Linked DNA regions of Homo sapiens: region 2 is linked to region 1. A link is a contact called in ENCODE Hi-C or POLR2A ChIA-PET data. All regions are on one chromosome and are shown on one strand. Each heading gives the region's core, a stretch centred on a gene start or an enhancer-like site at or near the end of the contact. The rest is flanking DNA. Distances are from core to core; before and after follow the strand shown. Region 1 overlaps CLTC (clathrin heavy chain). Region 2 holds the start of MIR21 (microRNA 21).

Evidence for each region. A loop is a pair of places that touch in the nucleus more often than their neighbours do. ChIA-PET counts read pairs that join two places held with the same protein, here RNA polymerase II (POLR2A). Pooled maps may share reads with other maps.
Region 2: a pooled map shows a loop between it and region 1 (2.3-fold over the local background). The contact joins two enhancer-like sites. A Hi-C loop is called at or near these places in 2 of 50 pooled maps. POLR2A ChIA-PET finds 5 or more read pairs at or near these places in 7 of 52 experiments (BJ, GM12878, Panc1 and 4 more).

Annotation. Positions count from the first base shown.
Region 1 is chr17:59,667,156-59,674,643 of GRCh38, reverse strand. CLTC (clathrin heavy chain) reads right to left here. Exons shown (of 32, transcript NM_004859.4): 14 at 5,704-5,867; 15 at 872-997. Among named protein-coding and RNA genes, the nearest start is that of PTRH2, 37 kb to the left of the region's middle. Within about 2 kb of position 5,708, at least 6 of the 41 ENCODE cell types and tissues checked have a DNase peak (open chromatin) inside an H3K27ac peak, as active enhancers do; they include GM12878 and endothelial cell of umbilical vein, where a contact is called at or near this core.
Region 2 is chr17:59,840,353-59,847,840 of GRCh38, reverse strand. It overlaps VMP1 (vacuole membrane protein 1), which reads right to left. Exons shown (of 12, transcript NM_030938.5): 12 at 5,586-7,488. MIR21 (microRNA 21) reads right to left here and starts at 6,575; the gene lies at 6,504-6,575. It also overlaps the pseudogene RNU6-450P. RefSeq lists silencers at 176-275, 5,320-5,514 and enhancers at 314-1,302, 6,800-7,488. Within about 2 kb of position 3,625, at least 32 of the 41 ENCODE cell types and tissues checked have a DNase peak (open chromatin) inside an H3K27ac peak, as active enhancers do; they include GM12878 and endothelial cell of umbilical vein, where a contact is called at or near this core.

The DNA of each region.
Region 1 (7,488 bases), core at 4,459-6,958:
TTAAAAAAGCATTTATCTCTATCGCTTTTAAGCTCAGTTTTTTTTTCTTTAAGTTCAGTTTTTAAATTCAGTAATAAACTGAGGGTCTAAATTTGCAACTAGATAGAGGAATTTAGCAGGAAGTCCAGCTAAAAACAAGACTTCATGGTTTAATAAGTATTGAAAGCACATATACTATATTCTGTCTCTACCGGTTTGGTTAGTTACCGAAACATTGTTCCATATGATAAATAAGTCCAAAGAAGATACAGTCAAAGATGACTATGCAAGACTGTCTAATAAAAAGGCTCCCATTATAGCAATACTGCCTGTTTCTACAGTTAGAAGGTGAATTATCTAATATCTGTATTTAAGATGGTTTGAAAACTCTGCTTTGGAGTCTACATGGATACCTCAGGGTCTATCAAGTTAGTAAGGCCCTAGGCCACCCAACTTTTTCAATAATAGCAGTTCTATTCTTATATTTTACACACTTGGCATGCATGTTTTTTTTTTCCCCCTTCCCTGAGTCGGCTTGCTAGGGAAGCACGTAGAATTTTATTCCAAGAAAGGATTCTGCTGGGGAAAAAGTATTAAAAGCAGGCTGGGCATGGTAGTATGCACCTGCAGTCCCAGATACTTGGAGGCTAAGGCAGGAGGACTGCTTGAGCCCAGGAGTTTAAGGTTAGAGTGAGCTGTGATTGTGCCACTGTATTCCAGCATGGGTGACAGAGCAAGACCCTGTCTCCAAAACAAAAACAAAAACAAAAAATCCCACGTTAAAAGCTGCAGACCACTCTTATTGAGCACAGAGTTTCAAAAGGATTTCCAGAATATGAGAAATAAAATCTATAGTAAGATTATACCTTTACATTACCTACATATTACTTACCTTCTGTACATATATCTCTATATACTTTTGAAGATTATTTCTATATAAATAGAGCACCAAATCATGGACAAAGTCAAATCGATCACACACAATGATAAGTGGTAGCTGATCTGTTAGTTTTGCTTCCTGAAAAAAAGACAAACAAAAGGAAACTTTAAATTTCTTCTATGAGGTATCAAATCTGTGTAACATATGAGAATTTGTTCTACGCTAACAAGAGAGGCTCACACAAACATAGCTCTTCTGTTAAAGAAAGAATGTCCCAATAGTTGAGTGTGTACATCCCAGTTTCAGTAAATTTTTACTAAGCAATACTTAGATTCACACAGCAAGATACCAAGTCTTTCCCATACACACCCTTTACCAAAAAACAAGAGTAACAAATTAAGATACCTGAGCCAGTGGCTCTCAGATGATAAATTCACCATACTGGGACTTTCACTGGTAATAACACTTCTACCGTATTTAAAATCAACTTAATAACTATAGTCACATTGTCAAACATATGGCATAAATGGCTTACATTTGTTTCAAACTAATGATTTTCTATCCCTCCCCACATCCAATCTATACAACCAGCCTCTAATACTCTATTATAACAAAGCCTACAAGGAGCAGCATGATGGTGACCACATGTGGCCATAAGAAAACCCACCCCCTACAAAAAAAAAAACCCAGCATTTAAAGAAAAGATATCTTTAAATTGCCAACTGCTTTTATCATTCCATTACAGATACCAAACTACAATCCTACTTATAGACTGACATAGAAGATGTTATAGACAGGTAAGTAAAACCTGTACTGGGCATTTACCTGATACATGTCCTGTTACATTCCACAGACATAAGGTAGAGCACAAAAAACAACAGTTTCCATCAGGAATTCATTTATACACAGTGAAACATTCCTCAATAAATGATTCCTCTAACACAGTCTACTAGGGAAGCAGAACTAAGTAGGGTAGAACTTTCCCCAGTGATGGCCACTAAGAACATTATTTTCAAGGTTAGAATTAAATGGCTCCTGAGACTAGGGGATATTAGTTACTCGATTATAAATAATACGAAGACTAGTCTATGAAGTGTCCCAAGAACACCAAGGTAAATCTTAATTTTAATATAGCCATCCTAAATTAAAAAATAAAAATGTCTGTAAAGCTGCAGATTTTCCACATTAAGGAAGGTTTTCTAAAATAAGTATTGTTTAACACCATGGAAACTCTGCACTAATAGCTGTTACGATCATTTCTAGAATCTGTCTGCATCTATCTATGTAAAAATTTTAGTATGTCATGTTTTTCCTACTAAATGAACATCAAAAAAGTATGGATCAACACACTAGTCATCTTACCTATACACATATAAAATATTTTTGTTATCTTTATCACTTACAGATAATCTAGGATTACTTATTCTGTTTTCATGCATAGGTGTTAAAATTTCTGTGGCAAATAATTCCACTTTTGTGGAATACTAACTGTATTCCAAAAGAAAATTTCAGATTTAAAAAGTAGACAAAATCTAGGTTATTTTCTTGATTGCTAAAATTTGCACATGATTTTATACATGGTAGAAATGTTAACATTTTAATAATATTAAATTACTTACTAAATGTTTAATTAACCTCCAGTTATAATGGTTAAAGATTTTAAGATCAAACTTGAAATTATATTAGCATAGTCAGAGGTTTTCTTCAACATAAATTTGTTCATTTAACAAATATTTATGAGTACCCAAGTATCAGACTCTGTTCTTAGGTACTGGAGATACAGCAGGGAACAAAGGAAGCAGAGTCCATTCTCTCAAGGAACTTACATTCTAGTGGGAGGAGACGTTTCATAGTGGTGTTATAAAGAAAAACAAGCAAAATGGGGTAGGAATGGGTTCTATTTTACACAAGGCAACCTGAGACATCCTCTCTTCTGACATTCAATCAGAAACCCAAAGAAGGTAAAGGAGAAAGAAGGTCATGAGAGAATAGTAGTACAGGGCACAAGCAAAGGCCCTTCGGCAGGACAAGGTTAGGGGAGTTCCAGGAATAGCTAGCAGGCCAGTGTGGTTGAAGCTAAACCAGGAAAGAAAGAAAAAAAGAAAGGTAGAAAATAAGATCAAAGGTAGCAAGGAGCAGATCATGGGTCTGATGAACAGTTATATGCTTTCTACAGAGAGCTTACAGTTCTACAAACTTAGGGCATGAGTCAAATGATGCTAATGACACAATTTTATCCTGCTCACAGGGTACCTTAAAGGAGAAGTTATGTTCTACCAATCTCTTTATTCCTGGTGGCTAACACACAATTGGCACTTGAATATTCAAGATCAGAGTCAGGGTATTTTTCTTATGACACAGGGTTTACTTACAACACCAGTAAATTATCATGTAGCTAGTACCTCTAAAATTAAGTTTAATAACAGTGATAAGAGGCATCATAACCCTGTACTGGAGGTTAACAAGGAATCTAATAAGTTCACTCTCAACACTGGCATCAGAGGATGAATGTGATAGTTGCATCTTAGTATTGAGCTCCCATGTCAAATTATGTAGACGTAAGACCCTAAATTCACCTCTAATCCTGGCTGGAAGTAAATTCCTTCAAAGAGTCAAGTACAAATTGATATCAAAGAGAAATAAATACTTGCCTGACAGAAATCCCATTTAGGCTGACTCCACCTTTTTCCAAGGCTTATCACTTATCAGTAATAGTTACTGCCTAAACATCTATAGTATACAAGGTACTTGATAAATAAACATAGCTTATGGTTGAAGAAACTGAGGCTGAGGCATATTCATTAACTTGCCTGAGGTAACAGCTAGACATATACTGAATGAACAAACAATGGCTAAGTAGAATTTGAAACAGGTCTGACTGACTCAAAAGCTCATAATCCACATCCACACCCCTACTATATCAGGCTTGTACCCAGTTCACAAGTGTGGAGGGGAAATCTTCATCTGATTAGATCCCATGGGCTATGCAAACCTAAGGCAGTACCATCCTAGTACCCAGAGGATTGTTTTTCATTTCTTTACTAGAGGATTTTTTTTAAAGCTCAAAAATGTGATAATTAAATAATAGCTAATTTCATTTTGCTTTCCATATATATATAACTCAAATATTAAAATCCAAAGCTAAAGAAGTTACAATTTAAGCATAGAAGCTGAGGGCTCAATAAAAACAAAAAGAAATCATTTAAGAATCTGGTAGTATTAACACAGGAACAGAAAACCAAATACTGCATGTTCTCACTAGCAAGTGGGAGATAAATGATGAGAACACATGGACACAGAGAGGAACAACAGACACTGGGGCCTACTGAAGGGTGGAGGATGGGAGGAGGGAGAGGATCAGAAAAAATAACTAATGGGTTGTAGGCTTAATACCTGGATGACGAAACAATCTGTACAACAAACCCCCATGACACAGTTTACCTATATAACAAACCTGCCCACGCACCCCTGAACTTAAAAGCTTAAAAAGAAAAACAAAAAAAAAAACCCAACACCCCCTGCCCCCAAAAGAATCTAGTAGTAGTTTTTTTTGTTGTTGTTTTTTTTAAAGGAAATAGTAATGATACTCAAAGAAGGAAGTGAATCAGTAGTATGGGTACACTAGTCAAGCACAGAGTATCAAATCTTTCTCATTTGGAGGGGTTTTTTGACACCAGAAAGTTTTGGTCCAAACATAGCACAGCTAGGTTACCCAGAATATTCATGATGGCCAAGACATTTTAAAGCTATACTTTTTTGAAAAGTGTATCTTTTAATCTAAAATGTAGAGCAGTTTCAACATTTTGACTACTTCATTACACTAAAACCCCTAAGGGTTTTGCTATTTAATCTAGAGCCCAGGTAGTAAATTCTTCAAAAGAACAATCTGCCAATGCAACCACACACACAAATGATGATAATCTGGGAGTAGGAAAAGCCTACTTTCTATACTGTGTTCTACAAAAACATTTTGGTTTTACTTGTAATGTAAAATTCTTCCAAGACAAAAAATACTTCAGAACTTTCTATAAAGTCTCAGGAATCATTATATATATATATAGTGTACACACACACACATAATAGGCAGTGAGAGAGCAGTAATCTAAGTGTTCTGTAGTTTTCCTAGCCTTTTATAGATAGCTATCAATTTTAAAGCTTTATTTCCATCACAAAGTAACTGGCAGTTACAAGAATAAAGCTAAAGCTAAGTTAAACATTAAACAAAATTAACTGCCCTTAGGGATGTTCTAGAGTTCAGAATCTCTCAACCATTACTCCTCCCTGCAACACAGGTGGTCCTTACTCCTCTCTAACTGATTTAATGTGTCACAAAGCTGAGCGTTTTGTTTGATCTTACCTTTATGAATTATATATGAATAACAATATTTTAGTTTCTAGAGTTGAGCAAACTTGATGAAAGAGGTAAACCTATACATTCCTTAGACAACAGATCCCTTTGCCTACAATAGAGGCTCCTCAAAATGGTATGAAGAGCAAGCTGATGTTAATATTCAAAAGCCTAAATGATTCTAAAATGACATTGAAAGTATACAACCACTTTTCTAAATTTTTCCATCCAAAATTAAAATAAAGGAAATTCCTTTGAAATAGTGCTATTTTTTTTTTCTTCTTTTAAACAGATGGTCATTCTTACTCACCAATTTCCTTCCGTATTTCAAAGGAAACCACAGAATATTATGTTTGGAAGAAATAATCCAGCACACAACTTAAGAATGCTAACAACTTCACATTTAGGGAAAAAATATTTTTGAACTATGACCAAACCCTTGTAGAACTGCTAACCTGGAATCCAACCAGAAAACACATTACTCAAAACCACTTACCTTAAGAAAATTCTTGACTCGCTCAGGATCGTAGCAGTTGCTTTCTCTACAGATTCTTTCTACTTCTTTGATTTGCCCAGTCTTGCAAGCTGCCTGAATATATTTAAAGTGCACATCTGGGTCCTGGCTAAAGTTAACAATGGATCCCAGAAAATAAAAGAGACCTTAAAGAAACAAGTAATTACAATTAAGCATAGGCACACTTTTGAGAATGACTGAAAAACATTTATGTAATTAAAAAACTGTTATATTGAATACTCCCAAATATAAGTTGGTTGCTTAAAAAGCGCGATAAAAATACTAACTATTCCATTAATCAGATCAGTAAAATGGATTGCACTTTAATCCTGAAGAATAGACAATTCAACCCAATGTTTCCTTTTTTTCTTTTTTATTGAGGCAGGTCTCTGTCACCCAGGCTGGAGTGCAGTGGCACGATCATAGCTCACTGCAGCCTCAAACTCCTGGGCTCAAGCAATCCTCCCACCTCAACCTCCTAAGTAGCTAGAACTACAGATGCATGCCACCATGCCAGGCTAATTTTTAAGAAAATTTTTGTAGAGATGGTGTCTTGCTATGCTAGCCAGGCTGGTCTTGAATTTGTGGCCCCAAGCACTTGGCCTCCCAAAGCACTGGGATTATTAAAGGCATACACCATTGTGCCCCTATATGGGAAATTTTAAATGAAGACCCCAATACCTGGTGTTTTTCAATATGCAATTTATAGGAAACATACAAAATAATTTGGGAAGAATTTAGTGCAGTATTGTCCAGAAGAACTTTCTGCAATGATGAAAATCTTATCTTTGCCTTCCAATATAATAGCCACTAAACACATGTGGCTATTAAGCACTTGAAATGTGGCTAGAGTGACTGAATAACTAAATATTAAATTTTATTTCACTTTAATAACTTTCAATGTAAATAGCTACTATATGTGGCTAGTGACTGTACTAAACAGTGTAAATTTAGTGCACAGTTAACATTTTGAAACTGGGAAAATTAAGAAAAAATTAAGAAAACTACTAGACTCTCTTACCCCTTCTCAATAGAGTACTACTAGTACAGAGAGGAGAGAAAGGCAGTTGGGGACCAGAAGTTAGACACCCAACAGTGATTACGTTAGTACCCTGTATAGCAGTGGTTCTCAACTGAGGTGATTTTCCTCACAGGTGACACTGGCAATGTCTGAAGACATTTTTGGTTGTCACAACTGGTGGAGCTGACGCTACTGGAATCTAGTGGGTAGAAACCAGGAATGCTGCTGAATATTCTACTAAATATTCTACATGTACAGGAACACCCCTCTACAATGATTATCCAGCCCTAAATGTCTATAGTACTAAGGTTAAGAAATCCTGCTAAATAGCAACAAATCACAAAATGCCCTTAGTGAGAATCACCTGCTATTATAAGAGTCAGACATATAAGCATAAAATTTTATTATACCTGATCATTAGTACAGACTGAGTATCCCTTATCCAAAATACTTGAGACCAGACGTGTTTCAGATTTTGAACTTTGGAATATTCGCATTATAATTACCTGATCAGCATCCCTAATCTGAAAATCCGATTTCTGAAATGCTCCAACAAGCATTTCCTTTGAGCGTTATGTTGGTGCTCAAGAAGTTTTGGACTTTGGTGCATTTTGGATTTTCAGATTAGGGACACTCAACCTGTATTTTCATTTTATACAATTTCAACACCACTACATATTTTTCTCTTAAAATTCTACCTTTAATTCATCTATAAAATATCCAAACAGATGGTCTGGTTCACTGCA
Region 2 (7,488 bases), core at 2,376-4,875, 180 kb before region 1:
GAGTTCCCGGGAGCTAATCTTGATTGCTGGTGCTCCGTGTGGTTGTTGTGTACAAAGAAATTACCATGGAGGGAACATGGAGATGGGAAAGGGCTGGTGCAATGGGCAGAATGAAGAGGTGTCTGAAGAACCAACAACCTGAGGCTAGGCAGGAACATCTGGCAGCTCTCAGAGAGGTTTAGCAGTCCTTACTCAAGTGCAACTGACTGTGAGGTGCACTAAAGAGTGAAAGGCAGAGAAAGGCCTCCCTGCCTTAGTCTTGGCCTTCATCTTCTTAACTAATGAAAAGAAGCTGGGTGCTTGCTTTGGCAGCACATACACCAAAATTGGAACAATATACAGAAGATTAGCATGGCCCCTGCACAAGAATGACACTCAAATTTGTGTTCTGTATTAAAAAAAAAAAAAAAAAAAAAAAAGGCTGGGCATGGTGGTTCATGCTTGTAATCCCAGCACTTTGGGAGGCCGAGGCGGGTGGATCACCTGAGGTTAGGAGTTCGAGACCAGCCTGGCCAACATGATGAAACCCCGTATCTACTGAAAAAAATACAAAAAATTAGCCGAGTGTGGTGGCATGCACCTGTAATCCCAGCTACTTGAGAGGCTGAGGCAGGAGAATCGCTTTGAACCTGGAAGGCGGAGGCTGCAGTGAGCCGAGATTGCGCCACTGCACTCCAGCCTCGGCAACAAGAGTGAAACTCCGTCTCAAAAGAAAAAAAAAAAAGTTGGGAAAAACATGGTTCTCCAGGGCCGTGGCAAGCCAGGCTTCTGCACTACTGCCAAGAGGAGTGAACTTGAGCTGCTTTTCGTTTCCTCCACACAACATGGTGAGGAGCCAAAGGAAGACAGTGATCTAAGTCATTCCCCACCTTCAGGCGGCACCATCCCTGTTTTCAAATCCCTAACTGCCTCACTCCCCTAAAGCATTTTTTCCCCGCTGGAAACAGACTGGAACACAATTAAGCAATGTTGATCACTGCTTCAGTCAAAAGTGGTCTGAAGGGAAAAGCTGATGTGTTTTGTCCCCCAAAAGGGATAGATGGCCTCAAAGGAAAATGTCGCATTTGGATTAGATTTGTGGTAGGGGAGGAGTGACCTGCCAAGGGCTCCTTGAATAAACAAAACTGTTCCTCAAAGGGCTTTGGGTGGAGGTCATCAAAGCAAGTTCACAGAAAGATCCTCCTCCCTGGTAACTCTCCAGAGATGGCTGACTCTTTGCTTACATAGGTAGCTCAGGGGTCCCACTTGAAGTCAGTTGCCCAGAATAAGCCAGAGCCTGCCCCCTCAAGAATTCAGGAATGTGGTTTCCAATGCAAATAAAGGCTAAATTGTAGAAACAGTGCTGGAGTGTGTTCAAGCCCTCCCTCTAGGTCCTCTGAGTCATTTGGAAATGGTTAACAAACAGGTTGGACACCTGGGTTGATTACTGCTGAAGGGGATTTCCACACAAACCCTATACTGTAAAATCATCCTCTTGCCTTCCCAAAGCAATTCAGTTCCACTTTCTAGATCGAATGTGCCTTAAAGATTCCAAATGTCCTAAATCAGATCCTAGGGTTCCTAAATTAGAGCAGCAACTGCTGCTGACACAAAGAAACAAGGAGCCAAGCAACTTTGTGCTTAAAAAAAAAAAAAAAAAAAGTTTATTTTAAATTAAGAGGAACAGATGTCCAATGTTTCAAAAAGCCACACATTTGTGGATTTGGCTGACAAACTCTCTAAGCTGCATTTTATTTCTGTTCCCATAGAGTCAGCTAGCCACTTGCAACTGACTCACTTCTCTCTGGGCCACAGTTTGGGCCAGTCTCCTGACTACAGAATTAGAATCCAGATATCAAATGAATCCAGGGTGCTTGGGTGGAGAGCAGGTGTTAAAAGCCATCTAAAACCACCCCTTCCCTGCTTTAATTTAGGAGTATCAACACCCACACAGCAAACTGCAAGGCTAGTGGGTCAAAGAGAATGAGCAAACAGTTGGCACCTGCCAATCCCAGCACCACGCAATTTTAAAGGCAATGAGTAAGCAGCTGTCTGGAACAGGTTTTTGTATAATCCTTCTTAAGAGTACTGGTTAAATATGCAAATACACACAGGTTATTTGCTGCAATTCAAGGCCTCGCCCCCAAGGCAAATGCATTACCTCAGGTGAACTCTTGGCCTTGTTGGGAAGGGATAGGATCCCTAGCTCCTGTCCACCAGACACTAATGACTCAGTTGCTTCTAAAGTTTAAAATACATGATGTGCTTTCTCTTCTTGTTGTCTTTGAGAATAAATAAATTTACCTTCAGACACAAGGGTTTTGTGTGTAGTATCTCATTTACGTTGTGTAAATACTGGAGAGGATTCAATAAATGTTAGAGATAAAATGTTACTTGGCTTTTCAAAAACTTTAAACTCCTGCTTAGTTTTAATTTTTTGTAGCACCTCAAAAAATTATTTATGAATAAAATGAAGCAGTTGTTTGTATTTTTTAATAGAAATGAGACTCTTAGGTCTATTGAGGAAGATCTTGCATGCCATCAATTTTTTCATGGTTCAAAACCTATTTACCCAGCAAATCTCACTGTATTTTCTAGACTGACCTTGTAACAAGTATTAAAAGCTGATACTCCCTTTTCTCCTCTTTCCTTCCAGATGTTTTAGTATTTATATATATATTTTTTGAGGCAGGGTCTGTGTCACTCAGGCTGGAGTGCAGTGACACAATCACGGCTCACTAATGAGGTGATCCACCTCAGCCTGGGACTATAGGCACATACTGTCACACTTGGCTAACTTTTAAATATTTTGTAGGGAGGTCTCATTATGTTGTCCAGGCTGGTCTCGAACTCCTGGGCTCAGGAGTGATTTGCCTGCCTTGGCCTACCAAAGTGCTAGAATTACAGGCATGAGCAACCATGATAACCAATATTCTTTATAATGAAAATAAATTAGAAAATGGTCAATATTTTCAGGTGGGAAAGTTAAAAAACTGTTTTTGGTTTTAAATTCTTCGGTAAATTTTTCACTTATCAAAAGTTTGACAGAGTATCTGCTAGAAAACCAGAGCACATATGCTAAGAAAGCATTTTAAAATATATCTTTGTTTCTGGAGGAGTGAATGCAATGTTGTGAAATTCTTGCATGTGTATCAGATGCTCACTTTTTTTTTTTTTTTTTTTTTTTTTTTGCGAGATGGTGTCTTGCTCTGTTGCCCAGGCTGGAGTGCAGTGGCACGATCTCAGGTCACTGCAACGTCTGCCTTCCGGGTTCAAGTGACTCTCCTGCCTGTTTCCCGAGTAGCTGAGATTACAGGCATACGCCACCACGCCTGGCTAATTTTTGTATTTTTAGTAGAGATAGGGTTTCACCATGCTGGCCAGGCTGGTCTTGAACTCCTGACCTCAAGTGATCCTGTCTTGGCCTCCCAAAAGGCTGGGATGACAGGCGTGAGCCACTGTGCCTGGCCTCAGTCTTTCATTGGGAATGCCCAGCATGGTGGCTCACACCTGTCATCCCAGCACTTTGGGAGGCCACGGCAGGATCGCTCGAGCCTGGGAATTCAAGACTGGCCTGGGCAAAATATTGAGACCCTGTCTTTACAAAAAATTAAAAAATTACCCAGGTATGGTGGTTCATGCTGGTCCTTGCCAGGGAGGCTGAGGTAGGAGAATTTCTTGAGCCTGGGAGGTCAAGGCTGTAAAGAGCCATGACTGTGCCACCACACTCCAGCCTGGGTGACACAGTAAAACCTCACTCTCAAAAAAAAAAAAAAAAAAAAAAAAAAGCTGGGGTGGTGGAGGTGGATAACTTTTATTGCTGTACTTTTACTGAACTCTTTTTTGTTTGTTTGTTTTGAGACGGAGTTTCACTCTTGTTGCCCAGGCTGGAGTGCAATGGCAAGATCTCGGCTCACTGCAACCTCTGCCTCCTGGGTTCAAGCGATTCCTGCCTCAGCCTCCCGAGTAGCTGGGATTACAGGCATGTGCCACCGTGCCTGCTACATTTTTGTATTTTTAGTAGAGATGTGATTTCGCCATGTTGGTTAGGCTGGTCTCGAACTCAGGTGATCTGCCCACCTTGGCCTCCCAAAGTGCTGGGATTACAGGCGTGAGCCACCATGCCCGGCCCTATTTATTGAACTCTTGGCCTAAAAGGGATCCTCCTGCCTTGGCCTCCCAAAGTATTAGGATTATAAGCATGAGCCACTGCACCCAGCCTATTTCAGTACTTTACATGTTACCAGATTTATTCCTTAGGTAAACTGTCCTTCTATCTCTTTTATTTTTATAGATGAAAGAAACTGAGGCTCTTTTAAACTTTCTCAGGTCACAAACAATGTAGAAGAAACCCGAACCGTCATTAACATAGACTATTACACATGGGGGAAAATGGGTTTTAAAGTAATATATATGGAAAGGCTTTTTGACACTGAAAGGTTGGGAATCTCTGTGATCTTCTTACACATGGGTCAGGCTAAACAATTTGCTTCAGGGTACATGAGCGCAACTGGTTATTTAGCTAGTGCATGATCCATACTCAAATGAGTCATTATTGAATGACTGGTGAAATGACAAAAAGCCTCATGTTCTACTAAGGCTGTGGATAGCACAGAGCACACTGGGGGCAGAGGCTGAGCGTGTTTGTGTAGGAGCACTCAATACTGCATATGTTTCAATAATTAACTAGTGTATTTAAGAAACTTCATTCTACGTGGGCATGGTGGCTCACGTCTGTGAACCCAGAACTTTGGGAGACCGAGGCAGGTGGATCACCTCAGGTCAGGAGTTCGAGACCAGCCTGACCAACATGGCCAAACCCCGTCTCTACTAAAAATACAAAAACTAGCCTGGTGTGGTGGTGGGCGCCTGGAATCCCAACTACTCCAGAGGCTGAGGCAGGACAATCGCTTGAACCTGGGAGGCGGAAGTGGCAGTGAGCCGAGATTGTACCATTGCACTCTAGCCTGGGCGACGGAGCAAGACTCTGTCTCAAAAAAAAAAAAAAAAAAAAAAAAAGTAACTTCATTCTAGCATTCGTAGGGAATGGAGAGGTGGCCACTATCCAAATGAAACTAAAAACCTTTTTCTTCCCAGACTCATACTCCAGATTATGCACACAGAGAATACAGAAAACTATGGGAAAACTGGACATTGCACATTTTCATATGACATCATCTGTTATTTTTTTTGTCTTGCTCTGTCACCCAGGCTGGAGTGCAGTGGCGCCATCTCGGCTCACTGCAAACTCTGCTTCCTGCGTTCAAGGGATTCTCCTGCCTCAGCCTCCTGAATAGCTGGGATTACAGGCGTGCACCACCACGCCCGGCTAATTTTTTATATTTTTAGTAGAGATGGGGTTTCGCCATGTTGGCCAGGCTGGTCTCAAACTCCTGACCTCAGGTGATCTGCCCGCCTTGGCCTCCCAAAGTGCTGGGATTACAGGTGTGAGCCACCGCGCCCGGCCGACATTGTCTGTTTTAAGGGAGGTATTCCTCAGCTCTTCGGTGATAAACTGCTGATGTATTGCACTGCCTGACAGTCACCAAGTTGGAACATGATAAATACTGCAGATGTGTAAGGCACAAAATGAGACTTATACAAAGTAGAGATGGAATCGCAAGAATTCCCAGGCCCTCTTTTTATTTACAGTGATACCAAACCATCCACTTGCAAATTCTTTGGTCTCCCATCAGCTGGAATTAAGTAGGTACTGTGTATCTTTGAGATCATGTATTTGTCTCCACTTTGGTGGATACAAGAAAGGAAGGCACGAACAGCTGAAAAAGAAGGGTATCACACCGCTCCAGCTGGAATCCAGCAGGAACCTCTGAGCATGCCACAGCTGAACACTTAAAAGAGGAAAGAAGGACAGCTGCTCTTCATTTATTTTGAAAGCAAATTCATTTGAAAGTGCATAAATGGTCATCATAAGTCAAACGTATCAATTAGACCTTCAACCTAGGAAACAAAATTTTTTTTTTCTATTTAATAATACACCACACTGAAATTATTTGCCAATGAATCCCAAAGATTTGGTACAAATAGTACAATTCGTATTTGCTTTCCTCTTTCCTTTCTTCAGACAAACACCAAATAAAATGCAGGTGAAAGAGATGAACCACGACTAGAGGCTGACTTAGAAATTTATGCTGACTCGATCTAAAAAAAATTATGTTGGTTAATGTTAATCTATCTAAAATAGAGCATTTTGGGAATGCTTTTCAAAGAAGGTCAAGTAACAGTCATACAGCTAGAAAAGTCCCTGAAAAAAAGAATTGTTAAGAAGTATAATAACCTTTTCAAAACCCACAATGCAGCTTAGTTTTCCTTTATTTATTTGTGGTCATGAAGACTATCCCCATTTCTCCATAAAATCCTCCCTCCATACTGCTGCATTATGGCACAAAAGACTCTAAGTGCCACCAGACAGAAGGACCAGAGTTTCTGATTATAAACAATGATGCTGGGTAATGTTTAAATGAGAACATTGGATATGGATGGTCAGATGAAAGATACCAAAATGTCAGACAGCCCATCGACTGGTGTTGCCATGAGATTCAACAGTCAACATCAGTCTGATAAGCTACCCGACAAGGTGGTACAGCCATGGAGATGTCACGATGGTAGGCAAAACAAGCAGACAGTCAGGCAGGATTTGATAAAAAAACAAAAACAAAAACAAACCAAAAAAACCCAGGCATTTCTGGCCTGTTAAGATCGAACCCCAATTCTATTCTATTCTGACATAATGCTCATAATGCTCCTAAAGGAAAAAAGTAAAATTGTTTATTTTCCTCCCAAGCAAAACAAAATGAACAAGTTCAATCAAAAACATCCCAATGGAAAAAAATCACACTAAGAATAAAACACTTACAGAACGGCAAGAAAACTGGGTTAACATATAAATTTGTGTCTGTTGAAACCAGAGTACATGCTAGAAAACATTAACACAGATACGACAGAGTGTGGTTTTTTTTTAGAAATGGGTAATTTCTCTCTCCAGTATCCTTTCACTTGTATGAGATATTTCTCCTCTCCTGTTTTCACAAACCAAGAAATCCCCAGGTAGGCCAATCCCAGAGGTGCCATTTAGCAGTATGCAGCAGCCCAGTTTCAGCATAACAAAACATGCCTTGGTAGTGGCTCTCTCATGCAAATAAAAGAAAGCTTAAGAAATTCTTGTTGTAGGTGGATTAGGCAAGGCTGCCATTCAGCTGGTATAAGCTAAAAGTAAAAAATCAAAACGCTCAAGAAAACGGACACAATTTTGGAATGATTAAAGATGTCTTTATAAAGTTTTTTTCAAGACTTCATTCTAAATACACAGAATAAAAAATGGTGTCAGCTCACTTGTAAGACACCAACCAGATTTTCCTTATACTGTCTCAAAATTTAAAGATCAATTTCCCCAGAGGGTGTGCAATGCATCATAAAATGGCCCTTTTTTGAGGATGGGAGAGGAAGGGTTGGGCAGGATGGAATATTAAATTGTAACATGATAAACAT